2 separate regions of the Mus musculus genome follow, and region 1 is linked to region 2. The links are chromatin loops, found by intact Hi-C in ENCODE. Cell type or tissue: heart. All regions are shown on one strand. Links, peaks and the distances in the headings refer to the core of each region. The heading gives the core; the rest is flanking DNA.

Region 1 (11,827 bases), core at 2,419-10,418, 250 kb before region 2:
ATGTAATGTCACGGCCAATGTGGTGAGTGAGATTGGTTTTGCTTGTTTGGTGGTGGAATATTTGCCAACCAGGAGCCAGAAGCTATCCCTGGTTCTATCCCTGGTGCATACATACACACATACTATGGGGAAAACAATATGTGCTGAAGGGGAGGGATCACTTGAGTGAGGGCCTTGATAGAATAATAACTTGCTTGCCTGTCTCAAGAAAAGGACTGAACTTGTACTTTGGTTTTTGTCTTTTTGATATAAGAAATTATTTTTGTACCTTGATCTAAATACAGATAAATGGAAGGGAGTTCTCCAATAATACTGTTTGCTTACAGATTCTTATACTAGGAAAGGTCTTAGAACTAAAAGCAATTAGATCCTTTGCAACTAAAATGTTAATTAATGCAACTAAAGTATTCAGCTGGCATTTGTGACCTGTGGTGCATTGGGTTGTTTCCTGGTGATGTAGTGACAAGGGTGAGGTCTCAGGAGACCTCTTGGGAGGCTGCCCAAATTTGGAGACACTTGGGTTTTGAATATATGTACCTCTTTGTTTTCAGGCAACTCATGAAGCAGATCCAGAGCCATGGCTTCCCGCCGGAGGTGGAGGAGCAGGATGATGGCACGCTGCCCATGTCTTGTGCCCAGGAGAGCGGGATGGACCGTCACCCTGCAGCCTGTGCTTCTGCTAGGATCAATGTGTAGATGCCATTCTTGTAGCTCTTGCCTGCAAGTTTAGCTTGTGTTAAGGCATTTGGGGGGACCATTTAACTTACTGCTAGTTTGGGATGTCTTTGTGAGAGTAGGGTTGGCACCAATGCAGTATGGAAGGCTAGGAGATGGGGGGTCACACTTACTGTGTTCCTATGGAAACTTTGAATATTTGTATTACATGGATTTTTATTCACTTTTCAGACATGATACTAACGTGTGCCCCTCAGCTGCTGAGCAAGCGTTTGTAGCTTGTACATTGGCAGAATGGGCCAGAAGCTTATGTTGTGACCCATTGTGAAAATAAAGTATCTTGAAATAACTGGGCATCAGGGAATGTTTGCAAGTATCCTTAAAGAAGGCACCAACATCTGCACAGGCTGCTGTGTCATGGAGAGACCCACTGCCTGTGGATCTGAAGGTTGGGCTAGCCCCGCATAGCACAGAGGAGAGGTGGATGGCACAAGGCTGTGCCCTCTCTGTACAGCATCAGTCTGCTTAGCCCATCCCAAGTGTGCAGTTGGCTGAGAACTTTGTTGCCCAGAGTCTGTTGGTGAGGAATGTCACCTGCCTAGTGACCGGTTGGCATGGCCACTTCCTAGGGAGGTCATCTGAAGTCCTTGCCTGCAGAAACCCTGACTGTTCCCTCAACCCTTGACTCCCAATTGCATCACCACCTAGTAACAGTTGGGAGTATCATACAACATCGGCAGTCAACTTCCTGTAATAAATTCAACAACAGCAACTACTGTGTTGTAAATCTTTACCCTGACCTTTTAGATTATAGTTTACACACACACCTATTGCCTCCCCAAAGTATGCCAGACTCTTAAACTAGTTAGCATTGAAAACCTGTAGGTCAGGAGGAAGGGCAGTCATATCCTGTGATCCCAGCACTGGGAGACACCAGTGTGGGCTACATATAGGCTCTATTTCAAGCAGAAGTGGCTGAGTAAAACTGCTGACCTGTCATGGAGAGACTCACTGCCTGTGGATCTGAAGGTTGAACTACCTGCACCTCAACAGCTGCTTCCTCTCCAGGGTTTCCTTTCCCAGGCACGGGGCTTTATTTGCTAAGAACTTTCTTGGGAGCCACAAATAGTGGCTGGAGTTGGAAGATCTGAAGTGAAGCTGCTGTGTCCTATGCTGTGCCAGTAGGCTCAGGTGGAAATGTTATAGGGTTGAAGGCTCCCACCCCAGGCCTTGGTTATTGGTAGTTTGTATAGCTGGGGAAACCAGGTCTCCAGCTCCTGGCAGCAATACATTTTCTAAAGACTAAGTTCCAATCTAAAGGCTCAAACTGAAATGGCTAGAAGCCAGCATGGAATTCACAGGAAAGTACAACTCAGTTTTTGCTATTTTGAAGTAGGGCCCCAATATGCTGGCCTAGAATTTGTTTTGTAGATCATGCTGCCCTCAAATTGATGTGTGTCTACATGTGTGTATGTACCATGTGGGTTTTGCCTGAGGAGCCCAGAGAGGACATCAGATTGGGGGGGGGGGAGTTCCAGAACATGGGTCCCCCACAAGAGCAGCCAGTACACTTAACCACTGAGCCATCTCTCCAGCCTCCAAATAGATTTTTGGTTTTTTTTTAAACAAAAGTTTTTGACCTGAAGAAACCATTCTTTTTCATCTGTCTGACTGGCAAAGGCAGAGTTCCTCAGCCCTGATGGAGTGGTTGCCTAGCAGACTAAAGCCTGTGCGTTTCTTGCCATGAAAGGAGTTGAGTTCTGGAAGACAGGCATGCTCAGACAGGCCAGGGAGGCTGCTTTGACTTAGCTCTCAAAAACTAAGTTCTAAAGAAAGTCAGCAGGATCCAGCTCTGACCTTGAGTTTATCATCCTCCAGCTGCCTCAGTCTCATGAGTGTTAACATTGCACCCAGCGACAGTATTTTTTTGGCATATGTATATATGTGTATGCTTGTATGGGTGCTTCTACGTACTTGTGTGGAAGCCAGAGACTGATCTCTGATCTCTTCCTTGAATACCTCCAGTTTATGTATATGTGATATATCAGGAGAGGGGTGGGCAGTGCCAGAGGAGACTTATCAGATGTCTTGTGTCATTTGAAGTCCCTTGAAAGAAGTTGAACCTGGAGCTAGGCTGGCAGCCCACAAGCCCCAGTGATCTACCTCCAACACACTAGTGGCCACCAAGCTAGAGATCCTCTGTCTCCTCCAGAGGCCACCCCCTTACAGTCTCCTGCCACCTGGTTTGTATGTGTGTGCTGAGATCAAACTTGAGACCTCATGCTTACAAGGCAAGCACTTTTCTCACTGGACCATCTCACTAGCCCCTGAAACTTTGTCCTTCTCTGGTTCATTCCCTGCCCAAACAGCAGCAGGCAGGGGCAGCCCAGAGCACTTGCCCTGGAACAGCCCTGGATTGAGAGCCTGGAGCCGGACAGACCCAGCTGAGATGGCCCTATCCTTGCTAGGCACAGAGTACCTCTCGATGCCTTATCTACAGTGGGAGTGAGTCAGAGTACCTCTAGGACTTGCCCCTAGGTGGGGATTGCAAAGCCCAGTATTAAGTGGAGGCACACATTTTACATATCAAAGCAGACCTGACCTCCAGGTTCCTACCTGGCATACACTGCCCCCAACCCTGAACTTTGCAGCCCAGGGGCTGGGCTGCCCTTTCCCAAGAGAGGCTCTTCTATAATCCAGATATTTTGTGTGTTCTCCCTCTCCCTCTCCCTCCTCCCCCCTCTCTCTATCTCTCCCCTTCTCTTCCCCCTCTGAGAGTGGCTTCCAATAAACCTGCCTTTAATATAATCGACTCTGGTCTGAATTGGCACATTTCACGGGGGGGGGGGGGGAGGAGGCGGGAATAACCCATCAGTGACAAGACAGGCAAACCTTTCCTCTCTCAGGTTGCTTTTGGCCAGTGTTCTGTCACAGCTACAGAAAAATGAATAGCTAGGATATCCCTAGCCACACACCTAAAACATTGCTGCTGGTTGTGAGAGAAGGGTTTTATGTAGGCCAGGCTGACCTCAAATTCAGATCCACCTGCCCCTACCTCCCTAGTGCTGGCGTTAAAGGTGTCCACCACCACTGTTCAGCTGACCTAAAGTGTTTCTTAGGTGAAACCCGCTAGGCCGCCATGCTTGACAACCCGTTGGGAGAAGGCCTAGGAAGCTGGGCTGAGTATCTGGGCAGGAGTGTGCCTCTACTAGGTAGCTGGGATGCTAAAGCCGGGGCTGCCTGTGATGTGGCCTGTTCCCTCCTGTTTCCAACCTGCCTTGGCAGCTGTGCATGTTCAGCTCTTTGATTTATAGGCAGAGAGGCCACATTTGGCAAGTAAGTTTTAAGATATTACTTGGAACCTATTAAGAAACATTATTTGTGGTTTATCTCATTTAACTCGGCAGCTTGACGGGGCTTCTGAGTCTTAAGCACCAGGATCCTGGCCCTGGCTTCTGTGGGCCTCAGCATCCTTATGAGTCAACGGGCAACGGGCACCGGAGACAGAAAGCCAGGCTCTCAAGACTCAACTTCTTAGCTGCGCAGCCTCGGACGGTGCTGGTCACGGCCACCAGGGGGCAGCAGCATCTAGTGTTTAAGGTGTGGCTCGTTGGCTAGGGGCCAAGCTCCACTCTGAAAGAAGACTCCAAGCAGACTTGGTCCCTCTCCAGATTCCCCCAACCCTCATCCCTGTCTCAGTAGGACTTCCAGGGATCTCCAGTGGGTCGTCTTCAGCCTCTGTTTCGCTCTCTCTCTGCCTGTCCCTTCAGTGGGTAAAGCCTGTAGCCATGGCTTCCTGAAGTATCCCAGGCCTACTCCTGTGCCCACATTATATTTGTACATGCAGATCTGGCCTACCTGTCCCATGTGCCCTAAGAATAGGGTCTAGCAATTGTGTGTCTCCGCATAGCTGTCTCTGCTAATTGGCTCTGAGCCAGAAGCAGAGCCCACTTAGGCTCTCCTCTGCATGGTCCAGCCCACACCAACCGTCCACTCCCATCCCCAGTACCTGACCCTCTCCTTTCATCCACATCCCTGCAGAAGCCAGAACCTTGTGGTACCCAGGGCATCACACTGGGCTGTTCAGAACCCAGCTTTCTGGACAAACAGCTCCCACGGAGGACAGAGGCCTGGCCTGAGTCATGTGACTCGTTCACAGCCCATCAAACTTGCACCTGAGTCTCACAGAAAACTGGAGATCTTGTTTGTAGTCCGGTGCTTTTGAGTCAGGGCACAAGAAGCCTTGCTTGGAAAGGTAAACTACAGGTCAATCTATATCATAAAGGACACCATGCAACCACTAGAACTGTATCCTTCCCCAGGTGCCTGCATAGGACAGCAGAGGTTCTGGGATTCCAGAGGCAAGAGAGCAGGACCAAGAGGCTCTTAGGAGGCTCCGCCTCCCTCTCATCTCCCTTTCCTTCTCCTCTTCCTCTCCTCCTCCTCCCCTCCTCCTCTTCCCCCCACCCCCCTTCACAAGAGTCTGCTTCCAGAAGGAGAGCGAGCCTGTCAGGAGCCTCTGCTGTATAGGTGAGAGTGCTCATTCTGGGGTCCTTTCCTCGATTGTGAGCTGTGTTTCTTGGAATGCAGCCACCATCTTTGGGGGCACTCCCCTCCCCTTTCTCCTAGGCACAAGTAGACTGAGGAACCACATAGATTTAATGCGTTCCTGACAGGGCAGGGTCTGCGAGGACCCTCAGATCCATGTCTTAATCTGTACAGAAGGAGCTGTAACCTGTGTTTGCCTTCTTAATTTTTTCTTTAGATTGCTTGTTGTTGAAAGGGTGTCGTTTTGTTTTGTTTTGTTTTCTGTGTAGCTCACTCTGTAGACCAGGCTAGCCTCGCACTCAGAGATCTGCCTGCCTTGGCCTCCTGAGTGCTGGGATTAAAGGTGTGTGCCACCACTGCCACCACCTGGCTCCAGGTTGATTTTATGCATGGAGTAACTCAGTAAGTACACAGTAGCCCTGGCAGGCCTGGTACTTATATGGCCAGCCTGGGCCTCAAACTTCTAACAATTCTCCTGCCTCAGGTTCCTGAATACTGGAATAAGACAAATCACTACAATGGTGCACATGGTGTGTGTGTGTGGGGGGGGGGTGTGTGTGTAGAATTTGCCCCTTATCTTGAGATGAACACTAGCCTTCACTTGCCTTCAGGCTTGTTTGTACTGGAATCACTGTTGGCTCTGGGTCTCTGAATTACAGAGCTGATGATCCGAGGGTTCTCTAGGCTTCACCTGTACTGATTCTATGCCACACAACCAGTTAGGGAATCAACAGATTAACACTCCTACTCATCTCTCCCATCCTCCATTCACTTTGTCATCCGTCACATTCATTGTGCTGGTTAGTTTTCTGCCCCCCTGACACAAGCTGTGGTCATCAGGCAGAGGGAACCTCAACAGAAAATGCCTTCATCAGATTGGCTACTGGGCATGTCTGTGTGGCATTTTCTAGATTAATGTTTGATACAGGAGGCCCCAACCCAATGTGTGTGGTACCACTCCAGCAAAGGTGGTCCTGCAAGGTGAGAAAAACACGAGGCATAAGCCAGTAAGCAGATTTCCTTAGGTGCTCAGGCCTCAGGTTCCTCTTCTCAATCCTCTACATGATGGATTATAAACTGTAAGAAGAAATAAACCCTTTCTGCCCTGAGTTGCTTTTGATCATGGTGCTTATCACAGCAACAGAAAGCAAACTAGAGCAGAATTCTGCAGCACAGAGTGAGGTATTGCTATGACAGATCTGACCACGTTGGTGGGGTGTGGGGGGTGCAGAGAGCTTGTGGAATTGTTTGGAACTTTGGGCTGCAAAACACATTGAATACTCGAAGCTATCACTTACAGCTTTATCCCTTTGAAATAGGATTTCTCAATGAATCTACAGTTAGGCAGGCAGCCAACCAGCCCCACAGATCCTCCGGCCTCTGCCCTCCACAATGCTGGGTGTTATCAGGATATTCGAGGCCATGTTTTCCGTGAGTGCTGAGTTCTGAACGCAGGTCATCATGCTTACACAGCTAACTTTAGCCAAGAAGACATCAGTGAAGGCTGCCTTACTGTCTAGAAAACAAACAAACAAACAAACAAACAAGCAAACAAACAACCAGATTTATTTATATTTATTTACGTGCGTTGCTTGCATCTGCCTGTGCACCACATGCATGCATTACCTGCAGTGGCCAGAAGAGGTCGTTAAATCCCCTGCAAGTGAGTGTACAGACACCACGTGAGCGCCGTGTAGAAATCAAGCTTGGACCCTCTGGTAGAGCAACCCGTGCTCTTAACGTCTGAGCCAATGCTCCATCCTCTTTCGTAGCTTTTGCTTCCCCCCAACCTCCCGTAACATTCTAGGGCTCAAATTCTGGTCTTTGTGTTTGCAAGTGTTTCTTCACTGTCTCTCCCCAAACTACAGCCTTCCTTGTCCGCAGCTTCCAGACGATGGGGAGTACCCAGAAATTTAGCAGGGAAGCCGTCCCTCTTAGACTGGCTAGAAGTCCCTACTTTCTCCTGACTGAGAAAATGGGGCATATAAGATGCACCATTAGACAGGGCAAGAAGCACATTCAGAGAGACTGGGATTTCAGGCAGGCTCATCCCGAACCTGACCGTTTACCCAGGGCTCCATCTTCCTCTCTGGGCCACTGAACTTACTGCCTCTCTCCACCATTAGCTCCTGTTTGGGTGTTCTAGATGGCAGCCTTTGGAGAGGGGACTCTGGGATGCTGCATGCCACACATCCCAAGAGACAGTTTGGTCTCTGCCTGGCTGGCTGTTCTAAAAATACCTTCTGCTAATGAAGGGAGGGCTGGGGTCTGGCTGGAGTGGGGTGCTGGGCCCCATTCTCCTGTGAGCAGGCCCTGTCCTGAGCTCATCAGCTAAGCAGGTAATTATGCGTGTGCTTTGTTCACCGCACAAAGGGGCTCTCAGCGAACTTCCGAGAGGCGCCGCTTCCTGGCTGATTTGATTTTTTTTTTTTCTTTCAGAGCTGGAGTGTGAAAGTCAAGCTGAACCTGCCTAATTGTGCCTGCGAAGGCAATTCAGAGAAGCTGCTCTTGGAAGGGAATCAGGACAATTAGCTCTGAGCTGTGTGGAGAAGGGACAAGAGAGCTCACCATGGTGAATGTCAGCCTGTCCCTGGGGGAAGCAAAGGGCAGCATTGAGTGAGAGTGAAGAGGTGGGTATCTTCTCCTGAGGCTGGGTGTGAGTGGTGGGGGTACAGGCATGGGAGCTAGGACCAGTCAGGAGAAGAAACAATTAGCCCAGTCAGGGTAGGATACCAGTGGCCTTGGGCCACTAACACACCCCTGGAGCCTCAGTTTCCCTGAGTCCCCAAATGAGCAACACACACACACACACACACACACACACACACACACCAGATGGACCAGATGGAGCACGTTCATCCCAGGCAGTGGTAGGCGCAAGGCCAGGGCAGATGGTGCCAACAGGGCCTGCAGCAAACAATCCACAGCAGCTGTAAGCCTGGCCCTCCTGAGCCCAGGGGCCTGGCAGTGCAAGCCAACTGCTGTTCTCCTACCTCCTGCACTGTGCCTGGACCAGGGGAAAATGTTACTAGTTCCTGTGACTCTTGGGGCTTCCAAGTCCATCTGAGAGCTGGGCATTCAAATCTCAGGGAGGTTGAGTCTGCAGCCCCTGGACTGGCTTTCTCCCTTGATTCAGGGCTCCATCTGGCACCAAGTAGGTGACAAATGCTTGTCCTTCCTATAGCATCAGGAAACTGAGGTCTATAAGTTCAGCTCCCATTCAATAAAGTACCTGTGTTTGTGTGTGTTTTGTTTTATTTCACTGTGTGTGTGAATATGAACATGTGCGTGCCTTGGCACATATGTGTATCAGAGGGCAACCTCAGGTACTGGCCCTCACTTTCTACCTTGGAACATCCCTTTTGCTGTTGTTTGCAGCTCGGGTTCTCCTCCCATCTCCTTGTAGGAGCACAGGAATTAAAGATGCTCATACTACTGTGCCCAGTTTTTAATGTGGGGCTGGAGACTCGAACTCGGGTCCTCACACTTGCACCACAGTCTCTTTTTCCCACTGGGCCATCTTCCCAGCCCTGTGTGTCTGTTTTAGATTTATTTATGTGTGTGGATGTTTTGCCTGTATGTATATCTATGCACCATGTAAGTTCCCAATTCCCACAGAGACCAGCGGAGGCATCAAACCCCTAGAACTGGAGTTAGGTGGTTGTGAGATGCCATGTGCGTGCTTGGAATCAAACTCTGGGCCTCTCTCTGGAAGGACAGCAAATGATCTGAATCATTGAACCATATCTCTGTGTGTCTATTGTAGATAGAAATTTCTAGAGAGAGTATGACTACCTGCTTTAAAAAGAGACCAAGGTATATACAATTGGTTTTTTTCTTTTTTTTTTTTATTTTTTAAATGATTTCTTTTTCCTTCCTTCCTTCCTTCCTTCCTTCCTTCCTTCCTTCCTTCCTTCCTTCCTTCCTTTCTTCCTTCCTTTCTTTCTTTTTTTGTTTTGGTTTTTTGAGACAGGGTTTCTCTGTGTAGCCCTGGCTGTCCTGGAACTCACTTTGTAGACCAAGCTGGCCTCGGACTCAGAATCTTCCTGCCTCTGCCTCCCAAGTGCTGGGATTAAAGGCGTGTGCCGCCACTCCCAGCAATGTGTAGCCCAGGCTGGCCTCGAACTGGTGATCCTCCTGCCCCTGTCTCCTTCAGCAAATCCTACCAGCGTGTGCCACCACTACCGGCTCTTTCAGTTTTCAAGATTATAATCTGACCAGGAGAAACAGTCTTCCCCAGGAAAGAGCACACCAATTGGTTATCTAATACTAAGTGGTCAGCCCTGAAAACATTTATACCAGTAACCTTATACAGACTGAGACGGCTGTACTTGTGTACATTATACTCATCTTAAAAGGACGTGGCTAGCTCTGTCTGTCAGGACAAGCCTATGGTGTAGAGCGCCCATGTCTACACACAGGGTATGACAATCACATTTCTTGGCTGTGTTTTGTGGGTTAGACTCATATATCTAGAGGGCTCAGAAAAGGCCTGGCCTTTGGCTCCTGCTCCCTGAGTTTTAACATCACTGCTGTGGCCATCATTGGATGGCTCAGGCTCCCACTATAAAACCCAGATAAGCTGGCAGGTGGGATGGAATGACTCCTTCTATGTGGCTGGAATGAGAGCATCAGGGCTCAGTATGTCAGTGTCCTCCAGCAAGGGACATGCTGGTGTTTATCTGATTGGTCTATGTTTGAGCCATGCTAGTTAAATAGGTGTGCGTGTGCGGGGGGGCGGGGGGGGTTGTTTCCTTGTTTGTTGTTTGTAGCTCATGTAGCTTAGGCTTCCCTCAAGTTCACTGTTCAACCATGCTTACCTCTTAACTTTATAATCTTCTGCCTCTTAAGTCCTGGGTGCCAGGATTACTGGGAATGTACCACCATGCCCAGTTTATATAGTGCTGTGAATTAAGGGCTTTGTGAATGCCCGACAAATACGCTACGCTACCAATGGATCAACCTCATAAACCTCCAGCTAAGTAGTTTATGTTTATTCTTTGAATGTTTCTATTTATTCTTTGATCATGTGATGGCTAGTTTTATGTCAACTTGACACAAGCTAGAGTCATCCAGAAGGAGGGAACCTCAATTGAGAAAATGCCTCCATAAGATCTAGCTATAGGGCATTTTTTAAATTAGTGATTGATGGGGAAGGTCCCAGCCCATTGTGGGTGGTGCCTTCCCTAGGCTGGTGGTTCTGGGTTCTATAAGAAAGCAAGCTGAGCAAGCCAGTAAGTTGCACCCCTCCATGGCCTCTGCATCAGTTCCTGCCTCCAGGTTTCAGCCTGCTTGAGTTCCCATCCTGACTTCCTTTGATGATGAACATTAATCTGGAAGTGGAAGCTGAATAAACCCTTTCCTCCCCAACTTTCTTTTTTGTCATGGTGCTTCATCTCAGCAATATTTGAATCATTGATGAAGACTAAGTCAGAGGCTATTGGTGAAGGTGCAGCCTCGTAAAGCAAGGAACTCCAACACTTTGGAGATGGCAGTAGTGTGGGATGACCACCAAGAGCAACAGCTGGGGTTGGAGTGGAGCTGAGCCTGGAAGACAAGCTGTGTGTGCTATAGAGGGCAGAGCTGGAAAAGTGACCCCAGCCGTTTGGAGGAGCCCAGAAAATTATGAGTATATCTCAGATAATTGGACTCAGTTACTTACACTGCTGGAGATTGGTTTTGGTTTGTTCAGATTATAACAGTCTTATCTTTTATTTTATAGGAGCCCACAGTTAAGAAACTTTTAATTTTAAAGAGTTTTGGATTTTAAAGAGACTGTATTTTTAAAGATTGGTACATTCAAAGCTTGACATGTTTATATTAAAATGTTGTTATTAAAGTGTCATCTTAGCCAGGTGTGGTGGTGCACACCTTTAATCCCAGCACTCGGGAGGCAGAGGCAGGCGGATTTCTGAGTTCGAGGCCAGCTTGGTCTACAAAGTGAATTCCAGGACAGCCAGGGCTACACAGAGAAACCCTGTCTCGAAAAACCAAATAAAATGAAATGAAATAAAATAAAAATAATAAAGTGTCATCTTAGGGAAGAACACAAAAGAAAAGGTTATGGCTTAATGGTGCGTTGTGTTTCAAGTGTACAAGGGGTCTTTTGGGCTGGCTGGTTTTATGCCAACTTAAGACATCTAGAGTCACCTGAGAGGAAGGAAACTGAATGGAGAAAATGCCTTCATAAGAGCTGGCTGAAAGACATTTTCTTAATTAGTAATTTATGGGGGAGGGCCCAGCTTTTTGTGGGTGGGGCCACCCCTGGGCTGGTGGTCCTGGATCTATAAGAAAGCAGGCTGAGCAAGCCCTGAGGAGCAAGCCAGTGAGCAGCCTCTGCATCAGCTCCTGCCTCCAGCATCCTGCCATCCATGAGTTTCTGTCTTTGTTCTTGGATGATGAACACTGATGGAGAACCGTAAGTGGAATAAACCCTTTCCTCTCCACCTGCTGTCCACTGCAAAAGGAGACTTCTCTGACCAATGTTGAGAACAGCACTTATCAATGAGTTTGAACAACTATTGAGAAGACAGTTTGACAACACATTCATTTAACAAAGCAACACTTGTGTGTGTATCATTCAAGGCCTATAGCTGGGTAGCAC
Region 2 (11,827 bases), core at 1,157-9,156:
AGTGTTTTCTGAGAGCACAGAGGCTGTGTTCCAGAGATAGCCAAGGTGGTACCTTGTGCTATGGTTGGACTTGTCAATGTGTACGAGTCATCCAGGTGGTAGTGCATTTGAAGGCATGAAGGGGTCATGAAGAGCAGCTGAGTCTTGGCACTGTAAGAGGCCATTGAAGGCCATTGGTGAAGGTACAGCCACAGTTGCAATTGACAGCAGTGTTTTGGAGATGCCAGTACCATGAGAAGACCACCAAGAACAGCAGCAGCAGCAGCAGTGGAGTACAGGCATCTAGAGCCTAGAGGATGAGGTGTGTGCTACAAAGTGCAGAGCTGGGAGAAGTGACTCAAGCCCTTGGAGGAGCCCAGAAGATCATGAGTGGCTCCCAGACATTGGACAGTTGGAATTTGATTTTGCTTTTGATTGTGACTGTGCCCTGATGTTTTTCCCTCTTAAAGGAAGTATTTTAGTAGAGTCCACAGTTAAGAGACTTTGGATTTTAAAAGAGATTGGATATTTTAAAGAGATTGAAATTTTAAGAATTTGCAAAGACTGTGGGATTTTTAAAGTTATTTAGATCTTGGGGATGAATAAGAAAGTAAGGGTTGAGGCTTACTAGTGATGTGCTTGTGTGTCAAGTTGACAAGGGGTCAATTGTATTGGTTGGTTTTGTGTCAACTTGACACAATCTGGTATCACAGAGAAAGGTGCTTCAGTTGAGGAAATGCCTCAACAGTAAGGCGTTTTTTCAATAAGTGATCAAGGGAGAAAGGCCCCTTGTAGGTGAGACCATCCCTGGCCTGGTAGTCTTGGGCTCTATAACAGAGCAGGCTGAGCAAGCCAGGGAAAGCAAACCAAGAAGGAACATCCTTCCATGACCTCTGCATCAGCTCCTGCTTCCTGCCCTGCTTGAGTTCCAGTCCTGACATCCTTAGGTGATCAAAAGCAATGTGGAAGTGTAAGCTGAATAAGCCCTTTTCTCTCCAACTGCTTCTTGGTCATGATGTTTGTGCAGGAATAGAAACCCTGACAAAGATATATACATTATTTGTTTTTGTTTGTCTAGGTTTTGTTAATTTTTTTCAGTTGCAATTTTTCCATATTTCTTTATTTCATATGTTTAGTGATTTGATTATTATTTGGCAAAGGGATTTTAATTTTTTGAAAAATTTCCTTCATGGTTTTATTGAAAAATCATAGTCCTCTGAGCTGATATTCTTCTATACCAATCATTTGTAATTTTTATTCATTTTCAATGCCTGAGATTCTTTCTTCCTTTCCTGTTCTGTGGGTGAACCTCTGTAGTTGTCAATGTACAAGTAATTTCGTGTCCTGCTCTTAGGGACTTAGCAACAGCTTATGTCATTTCCTGCCTCCATCCCCTGTGTCTGTTGTCAAGCGTGCTTTATATACATGGACCACCAGCTATAGCAGCTCTCTATTTTTGTTCCCTGTCTCTGTTCTCTGCACATGCACACTCTCTGTCATCTCTCCCCTCATGGCTCTCTTTCTCCTCCCTGTCTGTGTGCCTGTCTGCAGGTCCTCTTGTGTACTTCTATCCCTTCCCCAGGTTCTCACTCCTCTCCCTTCCCCCAAACAACCTCTTTTGCACTTTATCTGTTGCATGCTTTAATTTCTCAGACCTGCTGTGATGGCATAGCTTGGATTTCTTGGTTGCAATTGTTCCTGGCTGTTACTATCTATGTTGCTATGCTGGTGTGTAGCCATCTCTGTTTGGGTGATTATTGACCTAGGTACTGGCCTCTGGGTTTGTCTTTTTGGGTGGGAGTTTTGTTTCTGTGTTACTGTTTGATGCATGGATTTGAAGATAGTGTTCACTGACAGTTTCCTATTTTACTGACCTGTATGGTGGGTATGGTCAAGAGGGGATGCTTTGTGATATTAAAATCTGGGAGAAGCGACAGGCAGGAACAGAAGATCTTAGTAATCCATAAGGAGACATAGTCAGGAGAGAGGTCAAGCAGCCCATGGTGTGTAATACAATGTTGGAACAACTGGGAAAATTGAATCTGGGGTAAATCAATCAATCATGAAGTTGATCTATGGAAGTTTACCTTGTGTCCTTTCAGGCATGGAATGTGGTTGAACAGGGAGTATCTGCCCAAAGGGGGCTGAGACACAGGGATGAGGCAGGAATGGATGGGCAGGTGGGGATTGTCTATGGTATCTATAGGAGGCTTGCACAGGAGGAGAGGAAATTTCCACTGGGATTCTGTTCCAGTGGTAATGGCAGCTGATATTAGTGTCTGCAGTAACAGTGAGGTAGGTCTTTGGGCAAAGTCTAGTCTACAGACAGGCATGGTTGTGGTTAACCAGGAGTTTCTGTCTATAATCAGGGGCTCAGGAACAGAGATGAGTTTGTAAATCCCAAACAGTTTGCTTTTTGAGAATGTACATTTGTACATTCCAGCAAAAATCCCATGACAAAATCCCCTTATCAACAGCCAGTTAAGGTACATCAGCAGGGTCAAGCTACATAGAGATAACTAAGACCTCCTATAGAAAACAAAAACAAAAACAAAAACAAAACAAAAACAGCTTACCCATCATGCTTGTTAGATTTTTTTTTTTGCTCCCCTTGCTTGGATCCTGCACATTATGCCAGACATACAGTTTTAAAAAATTACAATGCTGATTTGTATGCAAACTCCCCACTCTTGTTGTAACTACAATAAATACTCAAAACCCCTAGATTTGTTCTCTCAGTTTGTACCTAATGGTAGTTTGACTGCTGAGAGTCCTTGTTACTGAGCTCATATAAAAGACCTCTGTGTGTTTGCATTGAAATGGGCTCCATGCTGGTCTTTGTGATTCCTGTGAGTTGGGCATAAAATCTTGCTGCTTAGACTGGAACCCCAAGACCCTCAGGACTCCCAGGTGAAGGGTTGAAAGCCAGCTGTTAGGATGTGTCACTGCTGTTCTTTGTATCCATGACCTGTCTGTCAGAAATGTGTCTGTTTTTTTAAATTTTTCTTGAGTACTTGTGGAGGACATGATCAAAGAGAATATGGAACTCCCATAAAGTGGATATGCTGGAGAGTCATATCCACAAAGGGCTAGGAAGATGTTTCAGGGCCTGTAATAGGAGTGCCCCGTTCTTAATTTCTGGGAAGTTAGAGCAGTCTTGGAATCCTGTTCCATGGCTCATAGCTGCCATCCTGTCTTCATTTTCTCCTCTGTACAAGTGGAGGAATCTGCTGCATAGCCTTTACTGCCCCCTTGTGGCCCTCTATTATGTGTGTGCCACTTTAGTATTGTGTGACTGAGAGAGGAAATGAGACTGTTTCCATCCCAATTGATAGAGTTACTCACCCTCCGCCTTGGGTTAAATCCTTCTTATCAAGAGCACCTGTACCCATTAAGTTGCACTCAACAGAGAGCTCTTTATGACCGCATCCAGGGCAAAATCAGACTCTGCAAAACAGGGTGGAAAGGACAAAGACCTCATTTTTCCCCCCTTCTAAACAACCCTGTTCTCAGTCTATATGTGACTCTGTAGTTTTCAACTTGGAGCTGTCAGTATATGGCAGGCTGTTTTTCATCCCTTCCAGCAAAGTTAGTATATCTTCCTTAGACCAGCAGTCTTATTTCCAGGTCTGTGGGGCAATCTACTCCTCTATTCACCTTCCAGCTGTTTGGCCACCTCTTTGGTCTCCCTGGCCTGGGAATCCAGGGTTAAGGACACCTCACCACAGGGCAGTGCAGCCTCTCTTCTCCCTATTCTACTGTATCCTTCCATGCTCTGAGCCAGGACCCCTTCCCATTTTATCCTGGCTCAGACACTACTCCAACTCCCTGATGTGGTGGCACGGGTCCTGTAATGATATGGTTAGATCATTGGTTTTGGGTTTTTACAACTGCCTCACTTATTATTGTCTCTGTGTCATAGTTGTTTTAACTCAACATTTCAGACTACAGTCATCTGAAGAAGCCTCAGTTGCAGGTGTGCCCTCATCAGAATGGTTGGTTTCTAGGTCTCTGAGAGATAGTGTTGATAATTGATATAGGAAGACTCTTCCATGAAGGGTGGCAATATTGGGAAGCAAGTGGTCGTGGTTTGGATGAGAGAGCTAGGTGAGCATGAGAGAGTGACCAAGCAAGAAAGCAAGGCAGGAAGTAGTGTTTGTCAAACATTTTTGCCTTCATTTTCTAGCTTCAGTTTCTAGTCTGAGCTCCCAGTATGGTGGGCTGTGATCTGACAGAATCATGTAAAACAAACATTTACTACCTGAGATGCTTCTGCTCAGAGGAAACCATCTCAGCAGCAGAGTAGCAAGGTAGAACAACAACAACAACAAAAGCAACAGCAACAACAGCAATTGTTTCAAAAGCTGATTTTGCTGCTAGACAGAATCTCTGGTCTCTTTTGAAGGAATATGGAAAATATCAGAAATTGAGATGGCAAAAGTCATAGAAAGCTGTACATGGAGTTTAATCGGTTCTTCCCGTAGGGTCTGGAAGATTGGAGTGTTGACAGTAATGCAGCCACACGAAGTTGAGGTCATACTATTTCAGTGGAAAATAGACTGTGAAAACTTTAGGGAGAGGTCATTTGTGTGGTATCTTGGTCCCCCCCCAAAAAAAACCAAAAAACTTTTGTACTTGGATTATGCCCTGAATTATTGAGTAGGGCAAACGTTAAAAATTATTGGCTGATTTATATATTTTTATTCTATTGATATGTATTTGTTCACTCTTCCTATTTCTTTATTCAATTTACATTCTAATTGTTACACCCACCCCATTCCACCTTCCACAGTCCCTCATCACTGACTCCCTTTTCTCTCCCCAGGCAGGGTGGGAACCACTTGAGTATCCCCAACTATGGCATGTCAAGTCTGCAGAGTTAGGCACATCCTTTCCTACTGAGGTCAGAAATGGCAGCCCAGTTAGGGAAATAGTTTGCACAGACAGGAACAACTTAAGGGAAATGTCCTGCTCTGGATGTTGGGGACCCCATGAAGACTGAGCAGCATATCCACTACATATATGGTGGGGGCCTCCATCCCAGCCTGTGTGTGCTCTTTGGTTGGTGGCTCCATCTCTGAGAGTCTCCTAGGTTCTGGGTTAGTTGACTCAGAGGGTCTTCTCATGGCCTTCCTATTCCTTCAGAGGCTGTCAATTCTTTCCCCAACTCTTTTAAAATACTCCCTGAGCCCTGTCCAACGTTAGGCTGTGGGTTTCTGCATATGTTTCAGTCAGATGCTGGATGGAGACGCTCAGAGGACAATGATGCTAAGCTACTATCTGCAAGTATAACAAATTATCCTCAGTAATGCCAGCCTCAGTGCTTGCCCATGGGATGGGTTACCAGTTGGTCAGGGTATAGTTTGGCCATTCCTAAACTCTTCTCAATGATAAAAGAATCTCTGGTGGAATCACCACGGCTGACCTAAAGCTGTACTACAGAGCAATTGTGATAAAAACTGCATGGTACTGGTATAGCAACAGACATGTAGACCAATGGAATAGAATTGAAGACCCAGAAATGAACCCACACACCTACGGTCACTTGATCTTGGCAAGGGAGCTAAATCTATCCAGTGGAAAAAAGGCAGCATTTTTCACCAAATGGTGCTGGCACAACTGGCGATTATCATGTAGAAGAATGGAAATTGATCCATTCTTATCTCCTTGTACTAAGGTCAAGTCTAAGTGGGTCAAGGAACTCCATATAAAACCGGAGACACTGAAACTTATAGAGGAAAAAGTGGGGAAAAGCCTCGAAGATATGGGCACAGGGGAAAAAATTCCTGAATAGAACAGCAATGGCTTGTGCTGTAAGATCGAGGATTGACAAATGGGACCTCATAGAATTACAAAGCTTCTGTAAGGAAAAGATACTGTCAATAAGACAAAAAGGCCACCAACAGATTGGGAAAGGATCTTTACCAATCCTAAATCAGATAGGGGACTAATATCCAATATATATAAAGAACTCAAGAAGATAGACTCCAGAAAACCAAATAACCCCATTTAAAAATGGGGCACAGAGCTAAACAAAGAATTCTCACCTGAGGAATACCGAATGGCTGAGAAGCACCTGAAAAAATGTTCAGCACCCTTAATCATCAGGGAAATGCAACTCAGTCTCTGTTTCAAATTTGTGCCTGCGTTTCTTGCAGACAGGACAAATTGTGGGTGGAAAGGTTTTTGGTTCTGTTCGTGTACTTAACTCTCCACTGGGGTTTCTGCCTGACTGCAAGATGTCACCTGTTCATGGTCCATAACTCAATGCTATATATCTCAGCTAAGATCACCTCATTAGCCCCCTTTGTGCCCTCCCATTCCTAGTCTCAGGCCCATTCTAGAGATGCCCTCCCCAGCCACTCCCCCTCTGCCAGCTGCAGATTTCAATTAATTTTCCTGGCTCTCTGGCCCTCCCTTGTCTCTTACTATACCTGTTCCTAACACTCCCCTTCCCCTTTCTTATCTACTCTCCCATCCAGTTCTCTCTCTTCCTTCTGCCTCTGTGAGGAGCAGGTGTGGTAGCAGTCCCAAGATGGCACCCAGGACTGCAGCTAAGTCTTATGACTTGCACCTGACTTCCTCATACACCCGAAAATAAGCCACGACCATCGTGAGAGCTGCGCAGGTGCACCATGATGCTGGCGGTGTAAACAAGTCCATATTTGGTGGAGACATGCCCCTGCAGCCCTGATTGGCTGAAGCTGCGTGCCTGGTGAGGTGGCGTGGCCTGTCGTGAGTGGATGGGGGCTGAGAGTATATAAGCAGATCTCCCTGGGTGCCCAGGGTCCCTGTAGCAGCATCGAGGCGTTCCTGCAATAAAGGCTGTTGAGAAGAATCCGACCGACCGTGTTGTATCTTCCTTGCCGGCCGAGGTGGGTGCAGCATGCCTCCTCTGACTCTATTATTCCCCCTTCTGAGTGAGATTCAACCATGCTCATTTGGGCCTTTCTTCTTGTTTAGTGTCTTTCAGTCTATGAAGTGCAGTGTGGGTATCCTGTACTTATGGTTATTATTCACTTGTAAGTGAGTATGTACATGCATGTCCTTTTGGGCCTGAGTTACCTCATTCCAGATATTAGTTTCTAATTGTACCCATTTCTCTGCAAAATTCATGATGTCCTTGTTTTTAATACCTGAATAGTATTCCATTTTGTAAATGAAACACGGTTTTGTTTGTTTGTTTGTTTTTGGTGGTTTTGGTTTGGTTTTATTGTTTGTTTGTTGTTGTTGTTTTTCTTTCGAGACAGGGTTTCTCTGTGTAGCCCTGGCTGTCCTGGAACTCACTCTGTAGACCAGGCTGGCCTCGAACTCAGAAATCCACCTGCCTCTTGAAACACATTAACTTTTATAAATAAAGTGGCTATGAACTTCGTGGAGCAAATGCCCTTGTGGGTATGCGCCTATGAAGGTACCCTAAGTGTAGCACTTCCTCCTGCTTGTATGTTTTAAATTAATGGGAGGAGTATTCAAAGTGTTTCCTCATCCCAGGATGGAGCCTTAAACAAAACCTGCTGCAAATGTGATCCAAGCGAGGTAGGGTCCGTTAATTTAGGAGCCAAACTTCACAGGATCATCCATATCGTGCTGCTTCTAGAAACTGAAAGATGAAAATACCATGGTCATGGATTCTTCTATGGTTTCAGTTTAGCACCACTCCAGCCATTTTTTGACAGAGTCAGGATCCCAGGGAAGACTTTGTTTGAGTTCCTTGCATTTAAGTGGTGAAGTTGATGCTTGAGTTGCATTTTGTGACCACAGGTTGTTGAGAAAACAAACACATTGAGAAATCTGCCATGGAGAGATGCTTACAGGGAGATGAAGTACCCAAACTGAGAGATGTATGAGAAGTTACAGGAAGAGCACCATCTATGCCTTTAGGAATTGAAGTCCAATGTGTTTGAGACAAAGCTATAGGATTTGGTGTTTGCCCTGCTGTTTTTCTTGCCTTTGTCCAATCTTCTCTCCCTGTGTGCACATTCCTATCGATTGGGATGGGGAGGGGTATTCAGTGCCATTTTATGTTGGAAAGATATAACTTGCTTTTTGATTTTGCAAGATGTGGCTATCAAGATATTGTTTTGAGTGTCAGCAGAGACTTTAGACATTTGTACAGTGCAGGAGCCTTTCTAGATTCATCTTGGGGAAGATGAAAGTGTATATGCACTCAAATTTTCCTTTTTCTTTCTTTCCTTTTTTTTTGTTTATCTTATAATTTATATATTCATTATCATCCTGATCACTGCCCCTACTCTAGGTCCCTGCCCTCATAGACTCTTTCCTCCCAATCTCTTCTGTTTCTTCTTTGAGCAGGGGTGGGGGCCCCTTGTGTACCCCTGGGTATATAGGTTATCGTCTATTTTTCAGGATGGCATATGCTCATGACATCAATACTGCCAGAGGCTTCAGAGTCATTGGATTCTGGGTGTTGATGTTTCACCTAACTCTTGTACTTGTTTTGAAAATTTTAAATAAATAGGAGTGTTTTGCCTGTGTGCATGAATATGAATATCATGTGTGCGTCATTTTAGTGTTGTCAGAAGGTGGACTCAGAGCTCCTGTTTTTGAAGTCATGGGTCGTTGTTGGTCCCCACGTAAATGCTACCGTTGTGTGGAAGAACAGCAAGAACTTTCCACGGCTGAGCTGTCACTCTCTGCTGCCCTATATTGCTTATTTATGTTCAACACTTATATTACTAATATTTTCATGTGTCCCTTGCTCCATTAAATGTGCACTGACTTTTAGTAAAATTTTACTAATGTTGTAGTTTAAACTGGTGCACTTCCTGTTTCTGCTAGATGAATAAAAAAGTGCGGGGAATGTATACTTCTTTCTAAGAACTGTAGTAAACAACTGAGTTCTTTCTATCATTTTTGTCTCCCTAGTTGATTTTTGCAGTGGAGTAAGGGTCTTAATATGTAAACTTTGCTGTCCTGGAATGTGTTACATAGAACAGACAGGGATCCAGCTCAATGACGTATACCTGCCCGTGACTCTGGGATTAAAGACATGAACAAATACACCCTGCTTGTCCATGATTTTTCTCGTTAGTGATTCTTCTTACAATTTCTGGGATGTGTCCTCAGTACTGTTGATCTGTTTCACCCTACATCTCCCTCTCAATTGCAATTCCTCTTGAAAGACTTTACCCTATTTATTTAAAATGTTCATAAGCAACACAGGTGAACCTTCAACTCAGTTTCCTTCTAAAATGATATGGTACTTAGATTATAACTTCTCTGACAGGACATCAGTGGAGGAAGCACCAGAATTACATAAATATATGGTCAAGGAAGCATATGTTTACTTTAGAGTGATGTCAGTACCATGCTTTGTGATGTACACATGTATGGGATATTTTAGGATGCAGTGACTTATGATGATGTGCACGTGAACTTCACTGGGGAAGAGTGGAATTTGCTGGATCCTTCCCAGAAGAGTCTCTACAAAGATGTGATGCTGGAGACCTACTGGAACCTCACTGTTATAGGTATGACTGTGAATTTTCTTTTGCTTTTCAAAATAGTGGGAAGACATATCTCTTGGTGAGTGATGATTCTGTTATTTCAATTGAGAACAAGGAATACCGAGCTGAATAAATAGTGTCCAGTGATGTGAAAATTCACAGTACCTTGAATTTTGCCTTATTTCCAATACTATATCATTCATTTTTCTGGTACTGTCTTTTAGGCTACACTTGGGAAAACCATCATACTGAAGGCCATTGTCAAAGTTTGAGAAAACATGAAAGGTAATTTTCATGTGCAAACTGATACAAATATGCCTCTGAGGAAATTTTACTATGTTATGAAAGCTCTAAAGAAAAGTAGGAGTGTAAAATGTCAATACTTTAAGTGTAACTATAATTATAATATTTAAAAAAAATGTTCTGCCTCAATGTCAGTTATCTGATTTATCTATCAAAGCATCCCTCTTAAAAAAAAAAGACAAGGAAACATTGCCTTAAGAGATACCTTTATTCGATTTATAGCTCTATTATTCGATTTGTAGCTATACTGTGTATCTGCCAATGTGTATAAACTCCTAATACTTAGATTTTGCACATTGGATAGTGATAAATATGTATCCAAAACCTTCTAATAAGCAAATAGTCCATGGGAAAGTTGGTGGTACTCATATTCTTGTAGTAAAATTGATGTTTGTTTAGGGTACAGTTTATGGGAGTCAAAAGTGTTGTCATTGGGGAAACCTTAATTCATATATTACATGTCTATGAGGAACAAAAAGTCAAACAGTGTGAATGCAGTGTGGAAACCTTTCATCTGTTACTCTTCTATTAATATATATCATGTGTCACAATGAATAAAAGCCATGTGAGCATAGGGATATTGAAAGAAGCAATGTACCGCTTATTATCCCCAAACAGTGAGAAATATGTAAGATTCTGCTTTTCATAGACATTCTGATTGAAGTTTGCAGTCAATTGGTTTTCTAATTTTACTGGGAACTTCCCCAAGCTCACACTGTAGAAAATATTTATGGGTACTAGGAATTTGGACATTCTTTTGTTTGTCCTGGTTCACAGTCAAATGTGGTATAATTCACGCTACAGGAAAACTTATGAATGCAATCAGTGGTATAAAGCTCTGAGTTGTTCCATTTTCCTCATATAGATGAAATACATCATATAAATACCCCATATAAAAAGGATGTTATAAATGTCAGCTAACTAACTAACACACTAGATAACTAACACAGATATCTCGAAAGATGCAAAACAACTCATAATGAGGGAGAACCCCATGAACATATGAAGTGATAAAACCAGATGAACTGGTCCATCTTTATCATTAGACCAATTTGTAAACTTTATTCATCTTGATGAAATGATTGAACAGGGAAATTAATGTAGTAAACATATCACATGTGCCAATTTTTATTGCAGGCATGTAAGAAGTCATAATGGAGAGAAACTTTATGAATATAATGAACATAGTTGTCTCCTTCATGGAAGAATTTGTACTAGGTAGAAACATTGTGAATCTATTTAGTATGGTGAAGCTTTTTCACACCTGTATAGTCTTCCTCATTATGAAACTATTCATACTGGAGAGAGATGCCATGAATGTCAGCAGTGTGGTAAAGCCTTTACAATGTTGGGTCCACTGAGGTTCAACACAACTGACACCAAGACAGTGCAAAGGATAAGAATTTATTGGGCCTGGTGGTGGTGGTGCATACCTTTAATTCCGGCACTTGGGAGTCAGAGGCAGGCAGATTTCTGAGGTCAAAGCCGGCCTGGTCTACAGAGTGAGTTCCAGGACAGCCAGGGCTAAACAGGGCTACCATATCTGGAAAAACCAAAATTGAGAGAGAGAAAAAAAAGAAGGAATTTTTTGGAATCAAGTAGCTACTGATCAATGAGGGACACAAAATTATACTCAGAAGTTTACCTGCAATACCCCACCCCCCACCACCATCCTGAGCTAGAAAGTTGTATAGCTTCCAAACAAGAAATCCACAAAGTCCTGTGACAAGTTACAGCTACATTCTTTCCCAAATTAAGATTTGTTTTCTGTTAAATGAGTCAATAAATGGTGATTGTTAACTCCCTGTATTTTGTTGTTGTTGTTGCAGCTGCTGGTGGTGTTGGTGTTGGGGTGTGTGTGTGCTTTCCCTTCTTTTGCAGACAGTAAGAGATTATTTACTACCTGTGTTTTCATGTGTATCCTTAACTTCCTCTGTTAGATTCTACCTCTATCTCTTTGTGTAGGTCTGTATGTGTAGAGAGAGGTTGTTTAAATTTGAGACTATCGTGGTCTATCTTATTTTTTCCACGTACATTAATTATTAGTTTTTACGTGTCATAATCCACCATCTGTTGTT

Evidence for each region. Peaks named below come from ENCODE experiments on the same cell type or tissue, not always from the same donor. Only the 100,000 strongest peaks of a DNase experiment are listed, where the experiment ranks them.
Region 1: it touches region 2 in a loop (8-fold over the local background); 23 of 42 quality-filtered maps call a loop at or near these places.

Annotation. Positions count from the first base shown.
Region 1 is chr12:17,550,056-17,561,882 of GRCm38, forward strand. It overlaps Gm36862 (a long non-coding RNA gene), which reads left to right and starts at 6,846. Exons shown (of 4, transcript XR_381312.2): 1 at 6,846-7,562; 2 at 7,663-7,853. Odc1 (ornithine decarboxylase, structural 1) reads left to right here. Exons shown (of 12, transcript NM_013614.2): 11 at 1-22; 12 at 552-1,447. The coding sequence ends at 696. In heart, for the core only: CTCF peaks have their summits at 4,238 (motif pointing right) and 6,853 (motif pointing right); a DNase peak (open chromatin) is centred at 4,236; H3K4me3 peaks cover 721 bases; H3K27ac peaks cover 1,190 bases.
Region 2 is chr12:17,805,575-17,817,401 of GRCm38, forward strand. It overlaps Gm40312 (a long non-coding RNA gene), which reads left to right and starts at 9,581. Exons shown (of 4, transcript XR_872514.1): 1 at 9,581-9,731. In heart, for the core only: a CTCF peak has its summit at 3,229 (motif pointing left); no DNase peak of the experiment used is centred there.